Linked DNA regions of Homo sapiens: region 2 is linked to region 1. A link is a loop called in an ENCODE intact Hi-C map of the cell type or tissue named here. Cell type or tissue: mammary epithelial cell. All regions are shown on one strand. Each heading gives the region's core, and the rest is flanking DNA. Links, peaks and the distances in the headings are about the cores only.

Region 1 (7,009 bases), core at 852-5,851:
ATAACCCCATGCCAATGAACAGCCAGATGCACCTGGCAGGTGGACAAAGAGGGTACAGATAGATGTATAAGGTCATCAACACGATATAGCCCAGTGCACGATTTACACACACAGACACAAACCCAGGGTAAAGAAAAACAGCGTAGGCACAAACATACAACCCAAGGGAGAGAACACAGCACATGTGCGGGGGTAGGGGAGCAGAGGGGCTGCACAGAGGATGAGAGGAATAGGAGGACTGTCAGTATGAATAGGGTCTGTGGCCACGGTGTGTCTTAACAGTCAGGAGCAACAGGCTGTCCCTGAGGCCGGGGAGCTCTGAAACCTTGGCCTGGGGCTGACATGCTGACACTGAGAACCCTCAGCTTGGAGGGCAGAAGAGCCCAGGCTAGAGGGTCAGGGAGAAGGGGCTAACCCTCAAAGCCTCTGCCTCCATCTCACCAGCAGCCCAGGGCAGAATAAGGGGTCAGAGATCAGAGCATCTAGTCAGCCTGGGCAGCCGGCTGTGGGCTCGGGACAAGCACCTTCTGCTCCCCATGCTGGGGAGAGAATGGCTGTCCCGGCTCTGGCACACAAAACAGAAGGTGGGACAGGGTTCGGGGTGGGGCTGGACATGGACAAGGCTCCTTACCTGGGCAGATGGTGGTGCAGGCGGTCTTCTGGAATGCCTGGCCCTCGCAGAAGGCCCCTCCGTTGAGTGGAGCGGGGTTGGTGCAGGTCCGGGTGCGCTTCTGCCAGCCTCGGCCACAGCGGTTGGAGCAGGGTGACCACTCTGCCCAGCTGGACCAGCCGCCATTCACTGCAAGGCGGCAGCTGTCAACTGGATGGCTTGGCTCTGGAACCCTCTGCCCTCCCCCAAACCCGTCCCTCACCCTGACGAGGCCCCTCTGCTGAAGCCTGGCCTTCCTAGTGAGACCCCTTTTGCCTACAGTGTAGGGACTCAGAACTGGCAGATAGAGCTGGGCTGTAACCGTCAGCACCAGAGGGGATCCGGGAAGTCACTGTCTATGCCCCACCTCATTGTAAGACGGCAAAGAAGGTCCAGAAAGGGCTGCCACTTCCCCAGGGTCACCCTGGGAGTGATGGGGGCCTGGGACTGCCTGCAGCTGGAACCTAGCACAAGGTTCTTTCTAAAACTCTGTCAAGTCACCTCAGCTGTGGCTCCACTCCTCCCACCCATAGGGCCCAAGGGGGCAGCAGAGAATAGCTCACAAGCCTGGGCAATGGTCCTTAACTCTACCAGGACAACAGCCTTCTGGACATACTGACTGGGCCCTGCCTCAGCCCCCAGACTTGGAGAACTCCTTCAGAGTTAGGCAAGGCATCTTGAGAACTGGGGAGTGTTCCTGGCTGGGAACCCAGGAATGCCCAACTTGGCCATGAATTCTGCTGTGTTGTGATCTTGGTCAATTCACTTCCCCTCTCTGGGCTGCATCCTCCCTACCAATCCAGGGGTCCCCCCTACCCCCAGGCTCTCTCCTCCCTCCCTTGGCCGTGTCTGCCCCTCCCACTCCGAAAGGCCCGCACCGTAGACGATGACGGTGGCAGTGGTGCTCCGGCGTTTGGCCACGATGTTCTTGGCCACGCAGGTATAGTTGGCAGTGTCCGACAGGCGGGCCTGGCGGATGATGAGGTTGTGGTCGATGGTGAGCAGGAAGTTGGTGTCCTGGGTGGGGTCGATGACATCCTCATTCTTGAGCCATTCCACCTGCAAGAGTGGGGGTGAGGGGGCAGTGAGGGCCCAGGACAGGTTTGATCATAAACAGAAGAAGGGCAGTTCTACCTGGGTCCACGCCATAGTCGTGGCAGTGAGGCAGGGCCTTGGTGGGACTATAGCACTGGACACTGTACAGCTCTGGGGTTAAGAGCACCATTTGCCAGCTGGGTGGTCTTGGGAGGGGACTTACCACTCAGGGACTCAATTTCATCAACTGCAAGATGGAATTGAATAGCACCTACCCCATAGGGATCCATCGCGAGGATTACATGAGTTAGCATGTGTAAGGTGCCGAGAACAATGCTCAGAGGAAGTTGAGTTAAACTAACTAAATAGGTGCTAGCCAGGAGTATCTGTCTTCATCATTAACTCCTCCCAGCTCTGCTAGCCAGGAAGAAAAGCCTGGGAGGTGATACGAAGAAGGTCCCCGGGTCTGGCAGACCTGGGTCCAAACCCCAGCTCTGCCACTCACCAGCTGCCTCACCCTAGGTGGCCACTGGGCCCCTCCCAGCCCTGCTTCCTTGCTGTGGGATGGAATGGTAACATCCACTTTGCAGGGTTGTTGCAGAGACCAGCGTGCTAAGTGCCTAGCATATATGGGCCAGGGGTATTTGTCTGAGCCCACTACGCAGAGGAGGGTTTGGGCTGGGAGAGGCTGAATGATGAGTGCATGGTTTTGGGATCAGAGAGGGCTGATCCCAGGCTGGAAGTCAGGGTCCTGACTGCCCCAGCCGTCCACTCTGCTGGGCAAAGCTGAGATGCAGCTCTAATCCCTGGACCACCAGTGCAGGGAGTATGTCTGGAACATAGGTAAGGATGGCGAGAGAGGACAGCAATCCAAAGACTGTGGTTTCAGGAAGGGGTGATCAGCTCGTGGGGGAGAACACACTCACACACACGCATGATGGGATCCTTTCGCATCCAGAAAGCTGGGGCCTTGGGTTCTGGGTGGGGCAGGAGATAGAGACTGAGCTGGAGGTCTACCTAAGGAGCCCCTGAGTTCTGGGGATTTCTGCCTTAGCCACCCCATCCCGTGGGGTTATGCCTGTGGCAGACCCAGCTGGGATCTGGCATTGCTGCGTTCGACAGAGGTAACAGTTCTCTTCTCTGTGCTAAGCCTCGATCTCATCTGCGAAAGGGGCAGGGCTCTGGGAGACTAGCACCATGGCTGGTGGTAAATACCATGCCTGCCTGGCTTCTGCAGGCATGGCCACAGGGCCGTGCTCAGTGGTCCCTACGTCCCCGCTCACCTCGGCCACAGGCACCCCCTCCGGCGGGCGGCACTGCAGGAGAACCTCATGGTCCAGGGGCACCTCCTTGCCCAGAGGCTCCTGATCGAAGTTCTTGCGCAGGTCTGGGAGAAGCGAGAGGGTCCCAAGGCAGTCAGGTGCGGGCAGGATCAGAACCTGATGTGCTACACTGTAGCCACTGGGTGGCAGTGCAGACCCAGGGTACTGTTGATGGGCCCACCTGGCCTTTGCCTGGGAAATTTCCTCTTCTCCAAAGGAGGGGTCTCACTAGGCAGACTTGGGGGAACAGGGTTCCCTCCCTGACTCTGGGATCCTAAGCATATAGTGGCTCAGGATGGGGGAGGAAGCTGCCAGCTTCTTTTATACAGAAGTAGATGAAAAGAGGCCTAGGTTCTGGGTCTAGGAGCCCTCTCTGAGCTGGCATCCATGTGCTGGGATGTCTCTGCCGTGGGCATCCTCAGCCAGGGATGCTGGAGGAGGCCCCACAGATGTGAAGTTCCCTCTCCAGCATCCTCAGGGATGGGGAAGGTTCCTGCAGGGACAGGGTGGGGGTCAGGGTGGCGTACAGGCGATGCGGACGTAGGCTCGGCGACTCTTGGTGGTGCCCGCGGAGCTCCAGGCCACGCACTGGCACCAGTAATCCTCCAGCCCAAAGAGCTCCTCCACCTGCTGCCGCGACACCTCGATCTGCACCTCGCGCACCCGCAGGCCTGGGAGGAGAAGAGAGAGCCGTCAGGGGGCAGGGGCAAAGCAAGGATGTGAGGCACAGGACACCCCCGGCCTTCCACCTCGGATCCTGCTGGCACTCTTGCCCAAGTGCCTTTCCCTCCATTCCTCTTGTCTCCTGTCTCCACCCTGGCTCAAGCTTCATGGCCACTCACCTGCACATTGCAGTGGCTAACACAAGCCCTCTGCCCCACCAATGCATCTTCTACCTGGCAGCTAGTGTCATCTCCAAAATGCACAAGTGGTGTGTCATTCCCCCCGTTATGAGACCCTTCATGCGGGGTCTCAGTGGCCTGCAGGCGGGTAGGGTCATCCCCAGGAGTGGCTCTGAGCTGCACTGTGCATCCACCATCCCCATCCCACTGCAGCCTCACCGGGTGTCTTCCAGGCCCTCATGTTCCCTGGCTCTGCAGCCACGGGGCCCTTGCACATCAGTCCCCTGCCTGGAATCTTCTGTCTCCTCTGGGCCTGGTGGCCTCCCAGTCCCTGCCAGATTTCGGATCAGCCTCACTTCCCGAGGAAAGCCCCCTCCACCCTGCGCCTCCCCGACAGCTCTCCCAGCACTGCTCGGCACTCCCACCACTGTGCCCGGAAGTTCGTCTATGCAGCAGTCACTCCCCTACCCAGCTTCGTCTCCTCCCAGCACCCACCATTAGCTGGACTCAGATTATTTATGGACGCATTCATGTGTTAAATGTCTGTCTCCTGCAGGAGAACAAGATGGGGCTTTGTCCTGCTTGCTGCTGTGGCCCAGGGCTTGGCACAGAAAGGGGGCTCAGCACGTGCAGAGGTGGGATGCCTGCTCTCCCTGGTCACTACTCAGGCCCTGTGGGCCTGGAGCTGAGGAAGTCCCTCTCCCAGGGAGCCCCTGATCTCTCAATGGCTCCCCGGTCAGGGCCTGGGAAACTCCCTACATAACAGGACCTACCGGCCTACACAAGGGGGTCACTCGGTTTTCTGTTAACCATCCCTCAACGAAGCCCTCCATGCTCAGGAAAGGGGGGAACCTGCCAGGAAAGGGGACATTCATCTGAAGTTCCTCCCCAAAGGTTACAGAGCCCTCTTCCTCCTCCAGGAAGCCTCCCTGACTGCCTTGTGTCTCAGAATTTCTAAAGCTGCTCCTCCCTGCCACGATGTGTCCTATCTCATCCTCTCATTGCACCATGGATTGTTAAGGTACGCACAGCCGGTGGCATGGTGGGTAAGGACAGGGTTGGATGGCTGGACAGGTTTGTGTCCTGGCCCCACCCTCAAACCCCAGCTGGGTGACCTTTGTGAAGTTACTCAGTCTCTCTGAGCCTCAGATCCCTCATCATAGTAAACTCTCAAGGTAAACTCTAGACAAGTTATGGTGACTACTCCGCCACAGCGCCCAGCCCGGGCCAGACACAAATATACTCTGGCAGGTCATCTGGATCTCAACCAGCTTCTTCTGTTACCTTTGAAGAAACTGAGGCTCAGAGAGGGTAGGTGGCAGGCACCAAGTCCCCTAGCAAGCTGTTGCAGAGCAGAGGTCAGCTCCCTGGTGTCTTTCCCAGGTTAGAGCTTGGTCCCCTCACCCACAACTCCTCTCTTTTTTTTTTTGAGACGGAGTCTCGCTCTGTTGCCCAGGCTGGAGTGCAGCGGCGCAATCTCGGCTCACTGCAACCTCCGCCTCCTGGGTTCACACAATTCTCCTGCTTCAGCCTCCCGAGTAGCTGGGACTACAGGCGCCTGCCACCACGCCTGGCTAATTTTTTTTTGTATTTTTTTGTAGAGACACAGTTTCACTGTGTTAGCCAGGATGGTCTCGATCTCCTGACCTCGTGAATTGCCCGCCTCGGCCTCCCAAAGTGCTGGGATTACAGGCATGAGCCACTGCGCCCGGCCCCACAACTCCTCTCTGGACCTCTCCTGATGAAGTCATTGCTGTAACTCTCCTATTGTTGAGGAGGGTGGGGTCCTTGTGCAGGGAGTCCAGATGGGGGACAGCCCCGTCCTGATGGCCAAGGATGTAAATGGGAGGTGGCTAGGGGTATGCCATCCAGGGAAGAGGCTGCTTCAGGGGTGGGTGACAGTGCCTGCCTGCCATGGCTGCCCACAGGCTGGCTCCACAGTCAATGATGCATGACCCAGGGAGCACAGCCCCTGCCCCTTGCTTACCAGACTGTGAACCTGTAAGAGTGTGCCCTTTTAAGGGGGTCATCCATGCAAGAAGGTTTCAGCAGCACCAATAGCTGGATAGAAGGAAACAACCACCAGGGAGGAGGCGTGACACCTCATCCATGATCACCAGCAAGCAGAGATGCAGGGAGCATAGGACAGGGACCTTCGGTCTCCCAGGCTTGAGGCCCAGCATCAGACTGCCCTCCCAAGCATGGCAATGCCTGGCCCAGGACACCCAGGGTTGGGCTGCCTGCCCCAATCTGGCATAAGCTGGTGGGGGGCTGTTCTGCCTCTCCTGGCCCCCAGCTGTCCTCTTCTGTGTTTTCAGGCCTCAGACCAAGGCTAGAGAGTAGGAGGCTGAAGTGGAATCAGGCCCCACCACTGCCAAGGAAGCTCTGCCCATTATTTGCAGCTAATGGGGACAACAGTGCCCCAATTTCTAGGGCTGGCAGGGCCTGTGTGCCTGGTGGCAGGGTTTTGGTAAGGGCCATGCTGTTACTATTAGTAATAATCACAGGGTTATTATTACTATGCTAACGGCCTGTGAGGGGCCCCAGCAGGCACACTGTTCCCTCGCCTTGCCTGGACCCCGATGGCTGACCTCTGATACAGGCCAGAGGGGCTCAGTGGGCAGAGAGGTAAGGACCGTTTGAGAGAAAGAGGCCAAGGAAAGCCCGGAAAGAGGACAGAGGAAGCAGGTGTTTATCGACTGCCTGCTGGGCCCTGGCATGCTGTTCTGTGCTATGTGTACGCCACCTGGCTCTACCCTCACCAGGACCTTCAGTCAACTTCCCAGTTTACGAAGAGAAGAACTGGGGCTCAGAGAGGTTGAGTGACTTCCCCAGGGTCACTCAGAAAAAGAGTGGGGGCAGCTGGAAAATATGTGTTGTTTTGTTTCCCCTTAAAAATTCCTTTTTCTAGCTGGGTGTGGTGGCTCACGCCTGTAATCCCAGCACTTTGGGAGGCCAAGGCCGGGGGATCACGAGGTCAGGAGATTGAGACCATCCTGGCTAACACGGTGAAATCCCAACTTTACTAAAAATACAAAAAATTAGCCTGGCATGGTGGCACGCGCCTGTAGTCCCAGCTACTTGGGAGGCTGAGGTAGGAGAATTGCTTGAATCTGGGAGGCGGAGGTTGCAGTGAGCCGAGATTGCGCCACTGTACTCTA
Region 2 (7,009 bases), core at 832-5,831, 270 kb after region 1:
CTTCAGAACTCAGGCCAATCATCATTTCTTACAGGAAGCCTTCCCTGACTTCCCCACTGAGGTCAGATTCGTGGCGCCCCATAAGTCTCCTTCATGGTGATTCTGAGTTGCTGAAATCAGGGCATGAAAAAAGTGGCTGTATTTTTGTGTCACTGAACTTAAGTTCTACTATAAGTGCCCATTCTGCCAGGAGGCAGGAATGTAATCGAAAGCCATTCAGGGTCCTCCTGCTTTCCCTGGCATTTCGTGTGCTGAGCCTCCCACGCCTCAGTGTTGGCTGCTCCCTGGCATCCTTGAACCGGCTCTTCTAGCACAGGTGCACATCCTTGTTCCTGTCCCATCTCTGCACCCACAGCCCCTACTGCATCATTACCAGCCTGACCTGAGTCCCCTGCTACGACCCATGCTGCTCCCATTTCTTCTGCTCCCATGTGATGCTGGGCACAGGGAAACTTGGGGGACCCCACCAGGTAGGGTGAACAGGGGAGGGGCGGATGCAGATTCTCTCTGTCCTGAAAGTCCCCAAGTGGGTGGGGGTGGGGGAGGAAGGGAAACAGTGACAGGCGTACCTCCTTGGGGGCCTACCAATCCTCAGTGCTTTTTCTGGTCCTTTCACTCTCCTCTCCCCCTCCCTGCCAGGCGCTGAGGCTCTTCCTGGAGTCTGGGGAGAGGGAGAGGTGCCATCTAGCAAAGGTCTGCAGCAACACCTGCAAACATGCTGCTTCTGCCCTGCACTGCTCAAGAACAAACTCTGTTCTGCTGCAGCATCCTGGTGGTAAGAAGAGGGGGCAGGGAGAGAACAAGATATACCAGAGAGGGCAGACTGTGGTGGGCACATGAGGAGGCAGGGTCATTCCGTGGTTACAGTAAGGTGATATTCTGGAGCCAGATGGCCTGGGTTCAAGCCCAGCTCTGCTGCCTGCCTGCTGTGCAAACTTGGGCAAGTTACTTTATCTCTCTGGTCCTCGGTTTCCTGTGGGACACTGACAATGTCCACCTGAGTCAGGATGAACCAAGGTAATGTGCACAAAGTGACTGGCACATAGGAAACATTCAGGAGATAATTGCTGTTCCCTTAAAAACAGCACTTTCCTTCTCCCCACGCCACCCCCATCCCCAGTAAAGCTTATCATTGCTTGGTGAGTTTGTGATTAGAGTCAGTCTCCCCCACCACACTGTGCACTCCAGGAGGGTGGAGCCAAGGCTGCATTGTGGACTGCTTGCTGGTCTGGGGTAACATTGTGTAGGCCCAGTGCTGGCACACTCTGTATGCTGCGGTTCCGGTTTGCATCCCTGATAGCCCTGCACACACCTGACCATGGCCTTGCCCACCTGTCCTGCCCATGGTTCTTCCAGGAAGCCTTCCCTGATACCCCCACTTAGAAAACTCTCCCCCAACCTCAGGGCTCTCCACAGCCCCCATCGAGAGTGTGGCTCCATCTTCCCCGGCAAGAAGTGCAAGTCCCTTGAGGCCGGGAGCTGCACCCAGCTCACCTGTTTCCCGAACTGGGCCCAGCTGAGGGGCTCCAGGTAAGGTTGGTCTCAGTTCTCTTTAGTGTACTTGAGCCCAGAGAAGAAGGCAAAGCAGGCCTTATCCCCATCTTGTGGCTAGAACTGAGACTCAGAGAGGTTAATCAGCTTACTCATATCACACAGCTGCCGAGGGGAGAGGTTGGGACTGGGACTTGGGGGACAGGACACCCAGCCTCTGTTTCCCCTCTTGACCCAGGGAGCTCACACTCTAACTGGGGGAACATAGGATGGGGCAAAGGAATCACTCAGAAGACAATGACAGATAAAAACAAAGTCACCATGAGCTAGTGCAGTCCTGAGACCTCTGGAGATCTTTTGTAAGAATGAGTGAGGAAATCACTGCAGGCCTCAGTGCCAGGATGAGGCAGGGCCAGGATCTCCCAGAGTCCCTGACAGTGACCTGAGGTACTGGCCCACCTGCCCATGGCTAAGGTCAAGGAAACAGGGCACCGCAGCCTTCACCCCGAGCTGGGGCAGCTTCATCATCAGCTGAGTTCCTGAGGACCTGCTATGTGCACATCTCCATCCTCCCACACCCTCCCCAGTTCTCACCATGACAACAATCACGTCTAAGGCCCAGAGAGGGGAAGGGACTCATCCAGAGCACGCAGCCTGGTGCCACAGCCCTTAGATTGGATCTGCAAGGAGCCAGGAGCCCCAGTGGCTCTGTTCTCAACTTCCAGACCATTATCTCAAGGTCCTTATCAAGACCTCCCCACTCTGGGCAACCAGGAGCCAGGATACAAAGTTTTAAGCTAGCCCCTCTCCAGCCGCAAACCCAGGTTGGTTTCTTGGGTTCTTCACCCTGCAACAAGTTGGGCCACCTGCTTTTTTGCAGCTAGACTGAAAGGCAATTGATATGGTTTGTCTCCAGCCAAATCTCATCTGGAACTGTAATCCCCAAGTGTGGAGGGAGGGACCTTGTGGGAGGTGATTGGATAATGGGGACGGTTTCCCCCATGCTGTTCTTGTGATGGTGAGTGAGTGCTCATGAGATCCGATGTTTTAAAAGTTTTTGGCGTTTCCCCTCACTGTTCTCTCTCCTGGGGCCATGAGAAGACGTGCCTTGCTTCCCCTTTGCCTTCTGCCATGATTGCAAGTTTCCTGAGGCCTCCCCAGTCATGCAGACTATGAGTTAATTAAACCTTTTTCCTTTATAAAGTACCCAGTCTCAGGTATTCTTTACAGCTGTGTGAAAATGGACTAATACAGCAACTCACACTGCCCTCTGGCTGGGCTGACCTAGATCAGCAGAAAATAACTCCTTCCAGGAAAAATAACCCAAACGCACCACCAGCTCCCTGTTCTATCCCTCAGGAAGCCACTGAGCCCAGCCGGGGCCCAGGCCCTCAACACTGAAGGAGCTGGGAGGGCAAAGAGGACAAGGACCCCTGGGTGAGGACCATGGCCTGAGATGGAAGCCCCCCTTCCCTGTCTCTCCCATGGCTCTCAAGCTGGCATTTAGTCTCATTTCATCTTCACGGTATCGGGAAGTGGCCATTATTGGCCCCAGTTGTCTGGGAAGGAACCTGAGGCTCCAAGAGGTAAAGTGATTCACCCAAGCTCACACAGCAAGGAAACAGCAAGGACAATGCTGGTTCTGGCTCCAGAGTAGGAGCTGGTTTCATGGCCTGCACTGTGTCTCTGAAGGTCCTGGAAGTCCTGCTCAGGCCCACTTCTTCCAAGAGATGCTGATCCCTGGCCCCATGGGGACTTGGTCTGCTCAAGCAACTGCACCTCTGCTTCTTTCTCCTGCCAACCCCCTAAACTCACTCTGGTAGGCTAGGGTGGTGGCTAAGGGTTCAAGCTCCAGACTCTGACTGCCTGGTGTTGGATCCTAACTCTACTTCTTAGGAACTGATTTGGGCCAGTCATAACCTCAGTTACCTCATCTGTAAAATGGGACTGATAATAATGGCGACTGCTTCCTGGGGTTGTTTTCAGGAGCTTGTAAAGTTGCCTGTGGCATATGGGAAGGGCACAGTGGGTGCTGGCTTCTGCAGGTAGTTTTCTTCTCATGACCGTGAGCTGCCTTTAAAGCAAGGTAACTGGTACCCAGGGACTCCCCAGTCACTTTCCCTTTTCTGCCCCCTTCCAGCTGGGTTGCATCCTCAGTTTCTATCCCAGCCAACCAGAGACTCCTTTTGTTCAAAGAGAATCAGCAGGAACGAGAAGGACCCGGGTCCACATCCCACATTTCCTGGCCGAAGCCAGAGCACTGGACTGGGGCAGGGACACCCGGGTCCTGCTCCCCACTTTGTGATTTATCAGCACCCTGGCATTCAGCAGGTCACTTAATTTCTGAGTTTCAGTTTCTATATCATCTAGCTCTAGCTAGCTAGCTGATTAAAAGCCCTTATTGGTCTCGAGGGGTTGTTATGACCATCAAATAGGAAAATAGACACAAATTGTAAAGTGATGCCCCTATAAATGGAGTTATCATTGTGTGTTTATGTATGGAGAGAATTCCAGATAGCGAATGGATGAGATGTGGGACCTTGGGGAAGGCCCTACCCTCTCTTAGCCTCAGTTTCCCTGTCCGTGCAGCTCATCTAGCTCTAAAACACCAGGCAGTGGATTCCTCCATGAGAAAATGGACAAGCCAACAGGACTTCTGTGTCTGCAACATGATCTCCCCTCTCTCAGGGGACACAAACTCCCTGCCGGCGTGGCTAGTGATTAATAGGCTCTGAGTGGGGCCCCTGACCCCTTGTCAGGGCCATCAAGGTAAGTGCCCATCCACAAGCTGAGGGCTCCATCGATGAATAAATAATAACAGCAGTGAAGTAATGGGATCCGGGGAGGCCGCTTAGGATAATGGAGCAACAGACGCGGTGTTCAAGCCCCAGGGACCGGAGCATCCGGAAGAGCTGCCGGAATAGCGGCAGGAGCCTGGGCGTGTGCACATCCTGGCTGATGTTCGTCTGTGACCGTGACGACAATCAGGCTCTGTCCCAGCCTGGGTGACTTTGCAGCAGTGTGGTTCATACTGAAGTGACGAGCACAGGCTTTGGAGCCACATGGACCTGGTGTCACTTGGCCTGGCTGAGACCCAGTCCCCACATTTGCACACTAGACATGACAATAAGCATTTCTTGGGGCTGAAGATAGAGCAAATAGGAGCCGGTGTGGGTTGTCATGGGCCCCCACTAGTCCCAGTGCTGAATGTCCTGAAAGCAATTCCATTACTTGTCAGCTCATTCAATTTTTAATGCAAACCTGCCCTATGGACCAGGCAGGTCAAGGATGGTGCCCATTTGCCAGATGAGGAAACTGAGGCTCAGAAAGATCCCTCTCTCTTTCCAAAAACACCCTAGCTCTGCCTCTGGCCACTTTTCCCCAACACTGGTGGGCCCTCAGGTGACACTGGTGAGTCAATCCGTGTCCCAGAAGATCTCACAGTCATGAGGTCAGGGCAGTCAAGGCAAGGGGTGGGTCCCCAAAATAGGCTCCCAAATGAAAACGACAACGAAATCTCAATATACATACATTAGAATGGCCCATACACTAGGTTGATGAGGATGTGGGTCAACTGGAACTCTCGCTCATTGCTGGTGACAGCATAAGATGACCCAACCACTTGGGAAAAGGCGCGACAGCTTCTAATAAGTCTAAACATAGGACTGTCCTTTACCCAGCAATTCCACTCCTAGATATTAGCCAAGAGAAAAGAAAACATATGTCTACACAAAGACTTGTACACAAATCGCCAAACCCTAGAAACAACCCAAATGTCCACGCAGGTGAAGGGAGAAATAGATTGCAGTATGCAGTGGGATGCTACGAAACTGCTGACACAGGAAACGACGTGGATCAATCTCAAAAATATGATGTGAAGCAAAAGAACCCAGACACGATAGAGTACATACCGTATGCTTTCATTTCTGTGAAATCCTAGAAATCTAGAGAGTCACTAGTAACAGGACGGAGACCAGAGGTTGCTCTCTGGGTTCACATCGGGTGGAGGCATGACTGCAAAGGGCTGTAATAGAAATGTTCTATATCCTGACTGTGGTGCTGGTTACATGAGTGTACACATTTGTCAAACCCCACAGAACTGTACATTTTTATGGGTGCATTTTGTTGTATTTAAATTTTACTTCAATAAAGTTGATTTAACAGCAGGTCAAAACAAAACACAAGCACCAAAAAGAAAATTGCCAACTAGAGAGTAATCCAAATAGCTGGTACTCCCCCGAGAGCATATGACTCTAAAGAGTCACCAACTGGAAGACCCAGTGCAGACAACCCACTTGGCATGCGGTTGGTGGCTGGCCTGGCGGGAGGGAGACACTTTGCCATCCCTGGGCTGGCTGAGCCGTGGTGCCATAGAGCCTGGGGTCTCTCCCTCCTGGCCCAGTCTCCTGCCTACTCCTCTCCAGGGGCTCTCTTTGAGCTGAAGATCAGCTCAGGGCTGCCAATAGCCTGCATAGCTTCTCCCTGAGAATCCCAAAACGCAGGCCCTGGGCTGGGGTCCTACCTTACCAAGATAGCATGCCAAAGAAAAAGGCTCCTCTTCTCTGAGCAGGCACAGCTCTCCACCACTTGGTGGGCACAGCAAGGACTGGATTTCAGCCCCCACTTGCCCTTCAGTCTAGGCCTTGTGCACAATCCCACCTGCAGGTTTCATACTGAGCCTCCATCCTGGAAACCGCTCTGCTCTGTCTGTCCTTGAGCAAGTCCCTGCTTCTCCCTGGGTCCCATTTTTCCCATTTGTCAAATGGGGCCAAACAGCTGGGAAGATCCAATGAGATAAGAGAAAGAAAGTTGCTTTGAAAAGTAAGATATGCGTGACAAATGTCAGTTTCTTCCTGGCCCACTGGATGAATGGGTGGATGAATGGTTGGTCAGATGGATGGATGTGTAGATGGATGGATGTGTGGATGGAGGGATGGTTGGATGGGTAGATGGATGATGGATGAATGGGTGGTTGGACAGATGGATGGATGGTTAGATAACAAGATAATCTCTGAATTCCAGTTCTATGCTCTCTGCACTTTCTAGAGCAGTGAAAAGCCCGAGATTTGGGGCCCAAACGTTAGTGTCTTCTGACCACCCTTTTGTCCCCCCAGTTATCCCCAACTATGTCACTCCCCAGCTCTGTACCATTTGGACCACCAATGCTATGGATAAACCTCTTCTTCACGCTGATAGGAATGAGTTTGGCATGAGGCTGAAGGACTGAGCCCCTTCCTCCCCCTACCGAGCCCCTCCCTCCATGGGGTGGAGGACCCTAGTTGAGGAGTTCCCCTTTCTAGGCCTTGATCTATAATGAGATAACTGATTGTTCTTGCCTCTTAGTCTCTTTCTCGATAAAGGGATAGACAGAGATGAGACAATTAAAAGACAGGCTCCCAACCACCCTGGAGAGATTCAATGAATATTAACAGACTTCCAGCTGCCGTCTGGCTGAGGCCTTGGGAACAGACAGCTCCAAAAAGGCTTAAGGGGCCCAGCGGGATGACTTAATTTTCAA

The links. Hi-C counts contacts between places; a loop is a spot of excess contacts. Peaks named below come from ENCODE experiments on the same cell type or tissue, not always from the same donor. Only the 100,000 strongest peaks of a DNase experiment are listed, where the experiment ranks them.
Region 2: a loop joins it to region 1, with 10 times the contacts of the local background. A loop is called at or near these places in 3 of 110 quality-filtered maps.

Annotation. Positions count from the first base shown.
Region 1 is chr10:71,281,388-71,288,396 of GRCh38, reverse strand. It overlaps UNC5B (unc-5 netrin receptor B), which reads right to left. Exons shown (of 17, transcript NM_170744.5): 3 at 3,534-3,677; 4 at 2,968-3,071; 5 at 1,528-1,708; 6 at 632-799. Among named protein-coding and RNA genes, the nearest start is that of SLC29A3, 34 kb to the left of the region's middle. RefSeq lists enhancers at 2,428-2,927, 2,924-2,993, 2,928-3,429. In mammary epithelial cell, for the core only: a CTCF peak has its summit at 3,148 (motif pointing right); no DNase peak of the experiment used is centred there.
Region 2 is chr10:71,006,660-71,013,668 of GRCh38, reverse strand. No RefSeq gene overlaps it. Among named protein-coding and RNA genes, the nearest start is that of LINC02622, 71 kb to the right of the region's middle. In mammary epithelial cell, for the core only: a CTCF peak has its summit at 2,766; no DNase peak of the experiment used is centred there.